Regions from separate parts of the Homo sapiens genome. Here all the other regions are linked to region 3. Evidence: chromatin contacts called from ENCODE Hi-C or POLR2A ChIA-PET data. All regions are on one chromosome and are shown on one strand. The core of a region is the stretch at or near the end of the contact, and the rest is flanking DNA. Distances in the headings are between cores, read along the strand shown. Region 1 holds the start of C10orf88 (chromosome 10 open reading frame 88). Region 2 holds the start of HTRA1 (HtrA serine peptidase 1). Region 3 holds the start of OAT (ornithine aminotransferase).

Region 1 (3,634 bases), core at 1,035-3,534, 1.5 Mb after region 3:
AGATTGAAGTCAGCTTTGAACCATAACCATCCTGGCTTTGGAAAAAAGCTTAAGATTGAATGTACTAATTTTCCTTTTTCTGCTGCTCTTAGTTTATGTGATAAAAGCTGTCACCAACCTATCAATTCCATACAACAAACCTGTACTCAACATAATGTCTATCTCAGCAAGCATGCAGATAGTAGGGAACACAGATATATAAACAGGCAAAGTCTGACATCAAAGGAGAATTATACTACCTAAAAAAGTGGTAATTGTAGCACAGAGGAATTTGTTTAATTCTGTAGCAGGATGAAGTAAGCTTGGTTTCGCATGATAAATAGGATTTTTCCTACTATTGAAAAAAATGGCATTCTAGGTAGAGGAAACTGGAAGGTAGGCAGGGTTCAAAGTACAAAGGACTCTGCATGCTATGCTAAGGAGTGAAGGTGTTGATTCAGTCAGGAACATTGATCACCAGAAGGAGAAGAGGGCAGTGCAAAGACTGAAATGGAAGGAATCAAAATGAAAGCTACTGACAAACTCCTGGAATTGTTCAGATAAAGCTAGTGCTTGGAAACAGAAGAAGCAGAGATAGGAAAATTTTTCTTTAAGAAAATGAAGACTTGGTGGTTTATTGGCTGTATGGAAATAAAGGAAAGGATAGACCATAGGAATCTTTTGTTTTCTGATTCCTGGACATTCAGCTTTATTTAAGGAAGTCAAAATCCAGTTTATAATATTGCTATTGCTCATGAAATTGCAGATTAGTTTCTGAAGAGCCTATTTTCCTTCGGATTGTCCACATGTATTAATGTGGATCAAAGTTAACTTACAACCACAGGAAGCAGGACATACAGGACAAAAATAATGACAAGGACAACTTAGAATGAGTCTGAAATATTAAAAAAATCTTTGCAAACGAGGACTTTACAATTCTGCTATGATAGACCTTTGGTGACATTTCTCTCTTTCAATCTTGGTGAATTCACCTACCATACGTACATTCTGGTGATTACTTATAGAAAAATACATTTGGTCATCATTTTTCTTGCTTTGACACAGGTAAACAGAATGCAAAGTTTATTCTCATTTTTAGCTAGAGGGCACAAGTCCTAGTACATAAACTCAAACGAAAACATAAGCAAAAAGATTAAAGTAATGCGCACTGAGTCATGAACCCAGAATAGACAGCTCTGAAAGAAAATTAGAGTATGGGTGAGCAAAAACGTTATTTCCTAGAGAGGATACCACCTTAAACACAACTTTGGAACTCTAGATTATAGACAAGTGGAATTTCAGAGTTTGCTTTTTTCAAAAGACAGAAAAATAATCTGCACAAGCCTCTACAGGAGGAGGATGAGGGGGCACACTATATACAGTCCCATCCCGTGGGGCATCTAGAAAGTTCCATCTGCTCCCACTGTTCTGCATCCGTAGCCTTAAGTTCCTTCAAGACTGAGTTCATATTCTACTTCAACAGAGTTCTGAGACCCCCCCTTTCCACTCGCTGTTTCCAGTGCCATGAGGAGCGATCTCATGGGGCAGCCCCTGCCTTCGGTGTCTGGGTCTTTCTTGCATTTCAAATTTCTGTCACCTAGAGCGTCCAGCCCTGGATGCCCGGGTTCCTGCGGCCTGAGGGTTGCACATGGGGTCAGGGGGCGTCAGCTGAGACAGCACCCGGCGAAGGCCAGCGTGGCTCAATGCCCATCACAGATGCCCTTCAACCCCAAAACCCCATCATCCGCTTCAGCCCCCCTCTAAAGCGAGAATATGTGTGAGGGAGGCTAGGAGAATTCGAAGTAAAAATAACCCGAATCGGCAGCGCGTCCGCCGCGCTAGCTGCCACAAATGCTGCAGATCCGACGGAATGGAAGCAGAAAAGGCCCTGGCGTCCCCTTGGGAAAGAACGAGGTCAGGAGTCGGTCTTGCACGCAGCGTAGAGCGACGAGACTACACCTACCTGATCACAGACGTTCCACACCAGCTCAGCAACGGTCGTCCACGCCGCTTGCTGTTTCCCCACAGCCAACGTCGAAAACACCCTCGTGCCGGCGCGCAGTGCACCGCGCCTGCGCATAGTCTCCAGCGAAAGAGCAAGGGTCTGCCAGTGCGCATGCTCCGCTCTCGACCTCCTCCCCGCACACTTTGAACGCCGCGCCTGAGGCCAGCTGGCACATGCGCATGCGTGTCTCTGGTGCCTGCTCTCCCCACCAAAGCAAGAAGCGGCGGGTACTTGAAGCGGAGTGAGCCGGAAGTCGCTTTGCCTGCCCATTTCCACGCTGTACCGGCGGAAATTCAAGCACTGGAAGAGAGGTTCCGGGGCTGGGCTGGCCTGACTGAAGGCGGCGGAATGGAGACGCGGACCGAGGACGGGGGCCTCACCCGCCGCCCCACGCTGGCCTCTTCTTGGGATGTTGCAGGCGGGGCCCTGACCCACAGCCTCCTCCTCACCCGGGCCGGTCTCGGCCCCGGTGACTTCGACTGGGAGGAGCTGCTGGCACCGCCTGCTCCAGGGTGCGCCGGGCCGACGGGGACGGGGTCGCTATGCTCGGCAACTGCCGCGCTTCTAGGGGAGCTGTGAGGGGAGGCGAGAGGGTCTGAGCCCGGGATCCGGGAGAGCAGTTGGTACCAGGTCTCTAGTTGGGGAGGGGAGCTGCGAGGTCGTCCGGGGTGGGCGGAGGGGGGTGGGTCCGGCCGGGAAGGGGCCGAGGCTCCTGGGCGTGAGAGGGGGAAGGTGACCCGGACTCGGAATTTCATATAACGTCCCCATCAGGCGTGATAGCCCCTCAGGGCTGCTGTCAAAGTCAGTCCGCCCCTCTACCCTCAAACAAGACACCTCCTGTCCACCAAAACAGGCTGTGTAAAAAGTCCAGCTATAGATGATCGCTGTCGACTTAATTTCGAAAAAGATACACTTTTGTCTTTCATTGTGCCCTGCACCCAGTAGGTGCCCAGTGATTTATGTAATTATCCGAGAGTCAATTGCAGGGGATTGAGTAGAATGTTGATTGAGGAAAAAATAGAGTTTGGGAAAGCCCTGATGTGTGACACCTTCATTTCCGTATGAATTCTGTGTTGAGCGCTTCTTGGATGCTTGGGAAGGTGCTTGGACCTCAAGGGCAAGTGGAAGTGAGTTAGAAGAAAGAAGCCCCGGCCGGGCACGGTGGCTCACACCTGTAATCCCAGCACTTTGGGAGGCCGAGGCGGGCGGATCACGACGTCAGGAGATCAAGACCATCCTGGCTAACACGGCGAAACCCCGTCTCTACGAAAAATACAAAAAATTAGCCGGGCGCGGTGGCGGGTGCCTGTAGTCCCAGCTGCTTGGGAGGCTGAGGCAGGAGAATGGCGTGAACCCGGAAGGCGGAGCGTGCAGTGAGCCGAGATGGAGCCACTGCATTCCAGCCTGGGCGACAGAGCCAGACTCCGTCTCAAAAAAGAAGAGTCATGTTCAGAGAACTATACTGTGTGATGTTTTCACCAATTTTCTTCTCAGTCAGGATCTGGTGATTTTGAAGAGAAACCACAACAACAAAGATGAAAACCCCTGCTTCCTTTACCTGAGGTGTGGCCCTGATGGAGGTGAAGAAATCGCTTCTATTGGCATTTTAAGTTCAGCAAGAAATATGGAAGTGTACTTAGGAGAGGAGTA
Region 2 (3,752 bases), core at 422-2,921, 2.0 Mb after region 3:
TCACACCGAACCATATTCCTATAAAGTAAACTCTAGACCAGTCCCTCTGCACTGTGCTCCCCTATGCCCCTCTCCTGGCACTGCCCGTGTTGAGGAGGCAGCACTGGGGTCCGGCAGCAGCGGCACGGCTGCGCCCAAGCGCACTGCCAAGCCCCGCTGTCTGGTTCCTACAACGCGGGGCTGGCCGCTGCTGAACTCGATATTATTTTTCCACATGGCCTCTGCCTGAAGATGAGGAGCATCTCTCCGGAAGGTCCCGCGAGAGAGTTAGACATTGCTCCATTCCACTCCTTCCCCCATCACCACCGTCTCCCCTGCCAGAACAGGTCCTGTGTGCGGCTGTAGGAACAGAGGGGTAGACTTCTTCCTCATCACTAACCCGGTCCCTTCTCCGCCTCTGCAGATTTCGTGATCCAAAGCCCGATTCAGCTTATTCAAAAGGAGCCACTTTCATTTTTGTAGGGCTGGCTCAAAACGAGGAAAGCAAGACAGGCAGCAACGCCGCCGAAACGAGAGCGGTGCCAAACCGTTCCCTGCTCGGGGTAGACTTTTTGGAGAAACTCCGGGGCGGGCCGGCAAACACTGTTCCTTTCCAAAAGAGTTACATACAGTTTTCACTGAGCGGTCCCGTGATCAAAGCAGTGAATTTTAAAGGGGACGGAGGACGTAAATAGAAGAAAAAGCAACCGAAATGACTTCTTGTGGTCCTGAAGCCGCTCTGCGAGGCGCCAATTCCCAGTCCTGAACTTCTCTCCTTCCTTTATGCCCCCATTCCTCTTATTTGTCCTGGGGTCCCCGCGCTGTGTGGTTGCCCTCAGGGCACTCCATGGCCGGTCGCCCGGCGTCTCGAGCCCCAGAGTGCAGGCCGGGCGTACTGGCATCGTCTGGGCGCAGAACCGGCCCCGGGCTGGGCGCGAAGCTCGGTTCCGAGGCAGCCCGCGGAAATCCGCCACCCCGGGGCCCACCTGCCTGTCCCCGAGAGTTGCCCTGGCCACCCCACAACGCTTCGCTGCCCCTCAACCTGCCCACCAGTCCCGCAGAAGCAGGTCCGAGCTGGGATGGAGAGAGTGGGGAGCTGCCCAGGAGCGCGGCGGAGTACCTTGGCCGCAGGCTCCGCGCTGCAGGACGATGACCGGCGGCCGGTGCAGCCTCTCGGAGCGGCGGCTGGCGGCGCGCAGCTGGCACAGGTTGGCGTAGGTGTTGGCGTCGCTGCCGCACACCGGCTCGCTGCTGGCGCACACACAGAGGCCGGCCTGCGCGCGCCGCCGCACCGTGGCCGAGGCTGGCACCCCGAAGGGCACCACGCACTGCAGCCCCTCGCCGCACGGGCCCTCCTGCAGGCCGCACGCGGCGCCCTCGGGCGCGCCGCACACCTCGCAGCAGCCGCACGCGTCCCGGGCCCGGCCGCCCTCGCAGTGCTCCGGCTGCGGCGGGCAGCGCGCCGGCTCGCAGCGGTCTGGGCACCCGGCGGCCAAAGGCGCCGAGCGGCCGGCCCGGGACAGCTGCGCCGAGGCGGGCGCCGCCAGCAGCAGCAGCAGCAGCGGGAGAAGAGCGGCGCGCGGGATCTGCATGGCGACTCTGGCGGCGGCGGCGGTGGCGGCGGACAGGGCGAGGGCCGGAGAGCGGCGCCGGGGAGAGTGCAGGAGGGCCTCGGGGGCAGCGGGTGCGAGTGCGCGCGGCCGCGCGGCCCAGCCCATTGGCCTCGCAGCGGTGACGAGCCGCCTTGGGGACGGGCACGGCGCCCGGGATGGGGGCTGGCCGGATGGCGGGAGGGAGGGCGGGCGGCTGGACCGGGACCGCCCGCGGAGGGGGCAGGGCGGGCGCGCCCGGGCACGGCGGTGCTGGCGGGGCGCGGGCGGGGCAGCGCACAGGCCGGCCCTCTCGCGGGACTCAGTTTCCCCGTCTGCGCGCCCCACATATTCGCTTTCCGCAGGTTCTCTCGCTGAGATTCGCGTCCTTCAAACTAATGGAACTTTGCAAGGGGGCCCTGCGGCGGCTTCGCGTGGGAGCGCCGGGGAAAGTTCCTGCAAATCGCCGGACTGGGGGCCCGCCCGGGAAGCTCGGACTGGGCCGGGCAGGGACTGCAGGGGCCTCTGCGCAGACCCGGGGCGTTGCGGCACCGCGGACCCCGGTCACGCGCTGGTTCTGCCCCCGGTACCCCGCACGCGGGACCCTGACCGCGGGGCCTCTGCGGCCGGACGAAGGCAGCGTCCGCGGAGCTGGCAGAAAGCCCGCGCCCAGACCCACAGTGAAGTGATAAAAGCAGAGAGCAGAAGTAATTCGAATAGAATCCTTCACACGTCTGATTCTTTTAAAAAGTTGTTGTGGGTGGCATGCGTGTCCGTATTCGCAGAGAGCCTAGGAAGCGGCTCGGCAGCTCGTAACTGGCGAGGGTGGAGCGGTCTCAGATGGGAAAGGGGTTTTCCCCTCTTTTGATTTTTCACCAAGTGCGTGATTATTTCAAAACACTTGTTATCAAAAATTTGATTTCCCACTGGAGAATCTTTGGTGCATCCGTTGGGACAGATGCGAGTCCGAGAGTCATCAGGAGGGCTGAGGGCGACCCTGGAGGTGGGTCTGGGTGCCCAGGCAGCACCAGGCCTGTGGGCAGTAGTCCTGGGTCCACACTGAGCAGATGGGCACAGCTCGTGTCCAAGGACCTGAGAGGAGGCCCTTCGTCCAGCCCTCATCCCGAACCCTCAAACCTCCACCCCCACCCTGGGCAGAGGCACCCAGGGTTGGGTGAGCCGGCAGAGCTGACTTTGGGATAGAGTAGCATGGGAGGGGGCTGGGGGCTTGGGGATTTTAATATTCTTCTGTATTTGGGTTGTTCCCTTGTGCACACGTTATTTTTCCAATACAAATAGTTTAAAAAGTAAACTCCAAATACCTATAAGCCCCCTCAAAGCACCTTCCAAATATGAACCTTGTTAATGCCCAAGGTCCAGAGGGGTCCCCCAGAAAGGCCCAGGAGCCTGGGGCATGGGAAAGCTGTCGGGGTCCCCATGCTGACTCCCTGGACTCCAAGCGATATTCCATAAAGCCAGGGCCTCCTGGCTGCGGGAGGGAGGCCTTGACCCAAAATCCATTCGGCCCTGGATACTGGAGAGGCAGAGGCCTCTGCTGATGAGAAGCCCTGAGTTCCTGGCTAGCTGTGGTTAACCACAAAAAATGCGGGGGGTGATGATTTTCGAAGTCCATCGGCAAAGAAAGACTCCCCACTGCAGTCCTGGGGCAGATGGAATTAAAAGGACACGTGGTGGTGAATAAATTGGTGATAACTTATTTTTGTCGAATTTCCTTATTTTACAGAGGAGAAAACTGAGGGCCAGAAAGGGTGACTCCCCTGAGTGTCATGCCACAAGTTGAGTGCTGGAGCCAGGACACCTTCCAAACCGGCTGTGCCTGCCTGCAAGCCCCATCCTCCTCCATCCCCCTGAGCAGCCAGACTGCAGAGGGAATGAGCGGACCGAAAACAGTGTGGCCGCAACTTCCCCACTGCTTTGCGGGAGGTGGAGGGAGTTTCTAGGCTCTTTCCCTGTTGGGGAATTAAGTAGCTGGGGATCCCACTGAGTCTCCACCACCCTCTCACCCATTTTCCACCCCTCCCCCACCACATATACATTCTGCTCCCCCAGTGCCAAATAACTTGCATTTTCTGGAACACACCTGTCTGCTTACGGTCTCTGTGCCTTTCTTTGCCCACATCTCCCCTCTTCTTGAAACACCCCTCCTCCCCTCCAGCGTGGGCT
Region 3 (3,728 bases), core at 237-2,736:
GTCTTAAAGGGCTCCCCTGGCCTCTGGCCTCCTAATGGCTTCAGCCCATGTGGAAGCCTGACAGGAGATGCTCATTGTCCAGCTCCTTCCCATGCAGTTGCTGATGACTTTGGTGACCAGATAGCCTTTCCCACACTCCTCTCTTTGGGTTCTGGAATTCTGGAAACCCCACTTGGAGGCCGTTGGGCCTAGGATGGATAATGGCCCTCGCTGGTGCATGAGACCCAGGTTATTTCTCCATCCCTTGTGGTTTACTTGCCTACATTGATTGATTGATTGGTTGATTAAGATAGATGGTCTTGCTTTGTTGCCCAGGCTGGAGTGCAGTGGTGCAGTCATAGGTCACTGCAGCCTCAACCTCCTGGGCTCAAGTGATCCTCCCACCTCAGCCTTTGGAGTAGCTGGGAACATAGGTGTGCCACCACACCAGATTAATTTTTATTTTTTTTTGTGGAGACGGGGTCTCACTGTGTCGCCCAGGCTGGTCTGGAACTCCTGGGATCAAGCAATCCTCCTGCCTCGGTCTGCCAAAGTGCTGGGATTACAGGCATGAACCACGGGCCCCCACCACCACGTTTTAGGAAATGTTCACATTGGAGTGTGCCCTCTGTTTCCAGCTGGGCCCCCGACTGGTCATTGTGGTCTAATGGAGTGTGGTGCCGGCAGCTGCCAGCGCCTGCCCTCTGAGAGGGGTGGCGAGGGGCACACAGGACCAGACTGCCCCTACTGTTGGATGACTGGGTAAGTCGCTTTCCTTCTCTGGGTCTCTGTTTTCCAATATTTAACATCTTGTTGTGGGCTAAGTGAAGTCCAAGTCCCTTCCGATTCTAACATGAGGTTGTCCCGGAATATCTATTTTGTGTTCTGAATTTAATAACCGGCTGTGGAGGGCACCACAGGCAAATCTGTACTGTGAGTGGGTTGCTGCCACTCAATTATCTGACAGCAGCTGCGAACAGGTGGGCAGTGTGTTTTCCATAGGCAGCGACGACTTTTGGAGGTGGATTCAGAGGCACAACTAAGCCGCGCGGCGCATCAGGGTTCAAGGGCATGGGGCTCCCGCAGCTGTGGCTGGGGCAGAGCTGGGGCTGGTCCCTCCCTCCAGGAGCACAGGGCGGGCGGTCCAGCCTCACGTCTCTCGGCCTCCAGCCACACCCGGCCCGCGCAGTGGGGGGCCCAACAGACTTTTCCTTTTCGGGCCTCAGTCTTCTCGTCAGCAAGGGCGGACAAGGACTCTTCTCGTCCCGCCAGAGGAGGCGACCGAGGGGCCTGAGCTCAGGTACAGGCCGGCGGGCTCAGGAGGCGCGAGCGCGGATCGAATCCGCGGGAGGAGCAAAGATCCTTGATGCGCGGCCGGAGGGCGGGGCGGAGGACGGGACCCACGCGATTGGTATCCTGCCCTCCGCCCCAGCCAATGAGCGGCGAGGGTGTCTTGGGGGCGGGGCAGAATCAGCCTTTAAGTTGCAGTGACTCTCCGGCGTCACTGTTGCGCTTCATAGACGCCGCGTGTACCCGGTTGTCCTCAGGCGCTGTCAGGTACCGTCTGGGCGCCGCTGTCCTGGGGCTCTGGTTCGGGCCCTGGCCGGGGTTCCCTGACAGCGGCGGGGGAGGCGGGCGGGCGCGGGGTGGCCGCGGCCCGGGTTCGGGGGATGCTGGCTGAGGGGGCGCGCTGGGCCTCGGCCGGGGAACGAGCCCCGCTTCAGCGGCCCGTTTACTCTGCGGGCGGCTCGGACCCGGGCGCCCTGGAGTCTCCGGCCGGCGCGCAGCTTCAGGGGGCAGGGGCGTGGCGACCCACGGCTTGCAGGCCGGAGTCCTGGTTCCAGCCCAGAGCGGCCGACGGGCGGGCGGCAGGGAGAGGCTGAGGATGTGGCAGCCCCGCCTGCCAGACCGGGCGGAGCCGCCGCCCCCTGCGCTCGCGGCCTGTGGAGGCCAGGACTCGGCCCACCCGGCCCAGAGACCCCGAGGCGCCCCGGGGTTCCGGGTAGGAGGCCTTTGGGCACCCTTGGTTCCTGGGGTTGGCGGGGAGGCTGCGTTCTGGGGACGGGGGAGCTGTGCAGTAAACCGGTGGCCCTGGTCACGCGGCGGGGGCGCTGATGCAGCCTTGGAGGGCTGGGTCCTCCCGGCCTGCTCCTGCGCCCTGCAGATCGGCCTGCCCATCGCTCCCCTCTTCCAGCCTATGATTTTTTTTCTCCAGCCTCTGTCGAAATAAAGAAAATTACGGAAGCAGAACCTTCCTTACAGTAACGTGCAGGTTAATTAGATGGTGGGGGATGGGGGGGCAACAGGACTTTCAGCATGAAAACCTCCCGTTGGGGGCTTTTTGCAAACCCTGCTGAGCATCAGTAAATGGGCCTGGCCAGTGCGTTTCCTCGATCGCCTTCCCGGGCGGGACGGGAGGGGTCATTGTCCGCCCTTTGCTGGCGAGAGGACTGAGGCCCGAAGTCACCTGGGCACTCGCCCTGTGACCCACCGTCTCCTTTTGTCACTCTACATCTTACCTTTTCGGTGTTCAGTTTTACCTCTTAGATAAATTACGGTGATAAATTAAGGGCGAACAGACAGTGACTTTGGAATGAAGTGGCTTTACCTTAAGAAATGACTAATGTTCAGTTTCCAAATTCTAAATTTCTCCTTCTGGGATTGAAAGGGTTTCTGTGGATAAGCTAGTTCTTTCAGTTAACCCCGGAACTGTTCTTTAGATTGTAATCAATCGCTCTTAGCCATGTGAAATAACAATAGACTCCTTTCATTAGAATATCCTGGTTCTGTCTTTAGATGAATCTTTTCATAAAAACGAGCGTTAAATTAAAAAGCTTATTTTTAGCCCGGCACGGTGGCTCACACCTGTGTAATCCCAGTATTATGGGAGGCCCAGGCAGGCGGATCACCTGAGGCCAGGAGTTTGAGACTAGCCTGGCCAACATGGTGAAACCCTTTCTCTACTAAAAATACAAAAATTAGCCAGACATCGTGGTGCGCGCCTGTAATCCCAGCTACTCGGGAGGCTGAGGCAGGAGAATTGCTTGAACCCGGGAGGCAGAGCTTGCAGTGAGTTGAGATCGTGCCACTGCACTCCAGCCTGGGCGACAGACTCCGTCTCGAAAAAAAAAAAAAAAAAAAAAAAAGCTTATAGTTTTGGGTTTACAGTTTTTCATGGTGTTTAAGATTAGTTTTGCATCCCCCCCCCAAAGAAAAATCCAGTATAACTTTAAATAGTAAACATTTTTAAAAGACATTTTTCCCTCAAAGCAGCTGTCTTAATATGTATTATCCCCATAGCGTGCCTTTATTACAGTTATTTGTGTGCATATTTTATGCCCTTTAGTGAGTTCTTGAGGACCTTTCAAATCTCAAACATTTACAAATAGTGATGAATGCACGAATTTGGATGTGTGTGGAGGATGTGCTGTAGTTGACCCCGGTCCTTTCTCAGTAGTAAAACTAGTTGTTTGCCAATGATGCACTTGGCTTGAATTTTAGCCAGAATACTGATTACGTCAAAGAGACTTCTGTTGGTAGAACTTTTTTTTTTTTTTTTTTTTAAAGGCCTGTATTTGTGAATGGTTACCTCAGGAAAAGTAAATATTTGTCAAAATAGCAAGAACAAATTTACTCCTCAAGTTGAATATTTTAAGTGGCTTTTGGACAACTTTACGCCGACTATTCTTTTAGAGTAAGAAAATAGTTTTTAAGAGTATAGGCTAAATTAACTTCAAAATGCAGCCTTT

Evidence for each region. Hi-C counts contacts between places; a loop is a spot of excess contacts on that map. ChIA-PET counts read pairs that join two places held with the same protein, here RNA polymerase II (POLR2A). Pooled maps may share reads with other maps.
Region 1: a pooled map shows a loop between it and region 3 (30-fold over the local background). The contact joins the promoter of C10orf88 here to the promoter of OAT in region 3. A Hi-C loop is called at or near these places in 6 of 50 pooled maps.
Region 2: a loop to region 3 is called in a map of endothelial cell of umbilical vein, with 6 times the contacts of the local background. The contact joins the promoter of HTRA1 here to the promoter of OAT in region 3. A Hi-C loop is called at or near these places in 1 of 168 maps with a recorded cell type or tissue (endothelial cell of umbilical vein). POLR2A ChIA-PET finds 5 or more read pairs at or near these places in 1 of 52 experiments (MCF 10A).

What each region holds. Positions count from the first base shown.
Region 1 is chr10:122,952,877-122,956,510 of GRCh38, reverse strand. It overlaps C10orf88 (chromosome 10 open reading frame 88), which reads left to right and starts at 2,284. Exons shown (of 6, transcript NM_024942.4): 1 at 2,284-2,496; 2 at 3,479-3,634. The coding sequence starts at 2,333. LOC124902519 (a long non-coding RNA gene) reads right to left here and starts at 2,069. Exons shown (of 2, transcript XR_007062325.1): 1 at 1,943-2,069. RefSeq lists a silencer at 2,489-2,568.
Region 2 is chr10:122,459,472-122,463,223 of GRCh38, reverse strand. HTRA1 (HtrA serine peptidase 1) reads right to left here and starts at 1,671. Exons shown (of 9, transcript NM_002775.5): 1 at 1,100-1,671. The coding sequence starts at 1,571. It overlaps HTRA1-AS1 (HTRA1 and ARMS2 antisense RNA 1), which reads left to right and starts at 1,819. Exons shown (of 3, transcript XR_946382.3): 1 at 1,819-2,275; 2 at 3,313-3,752.
Region 3 is chr10:124,416,681-124,420,408 of GRCh38, reverse strand. OAT (ornithine aminotransferase) reads left to right here and starts at 1,486. Exons shown (of 10, transcript NM_000274.4): 1 at 1,486-1,536. RefSeq lists an enhancer at 297-811 and silencers at 785-1,444, 1,387-1,926.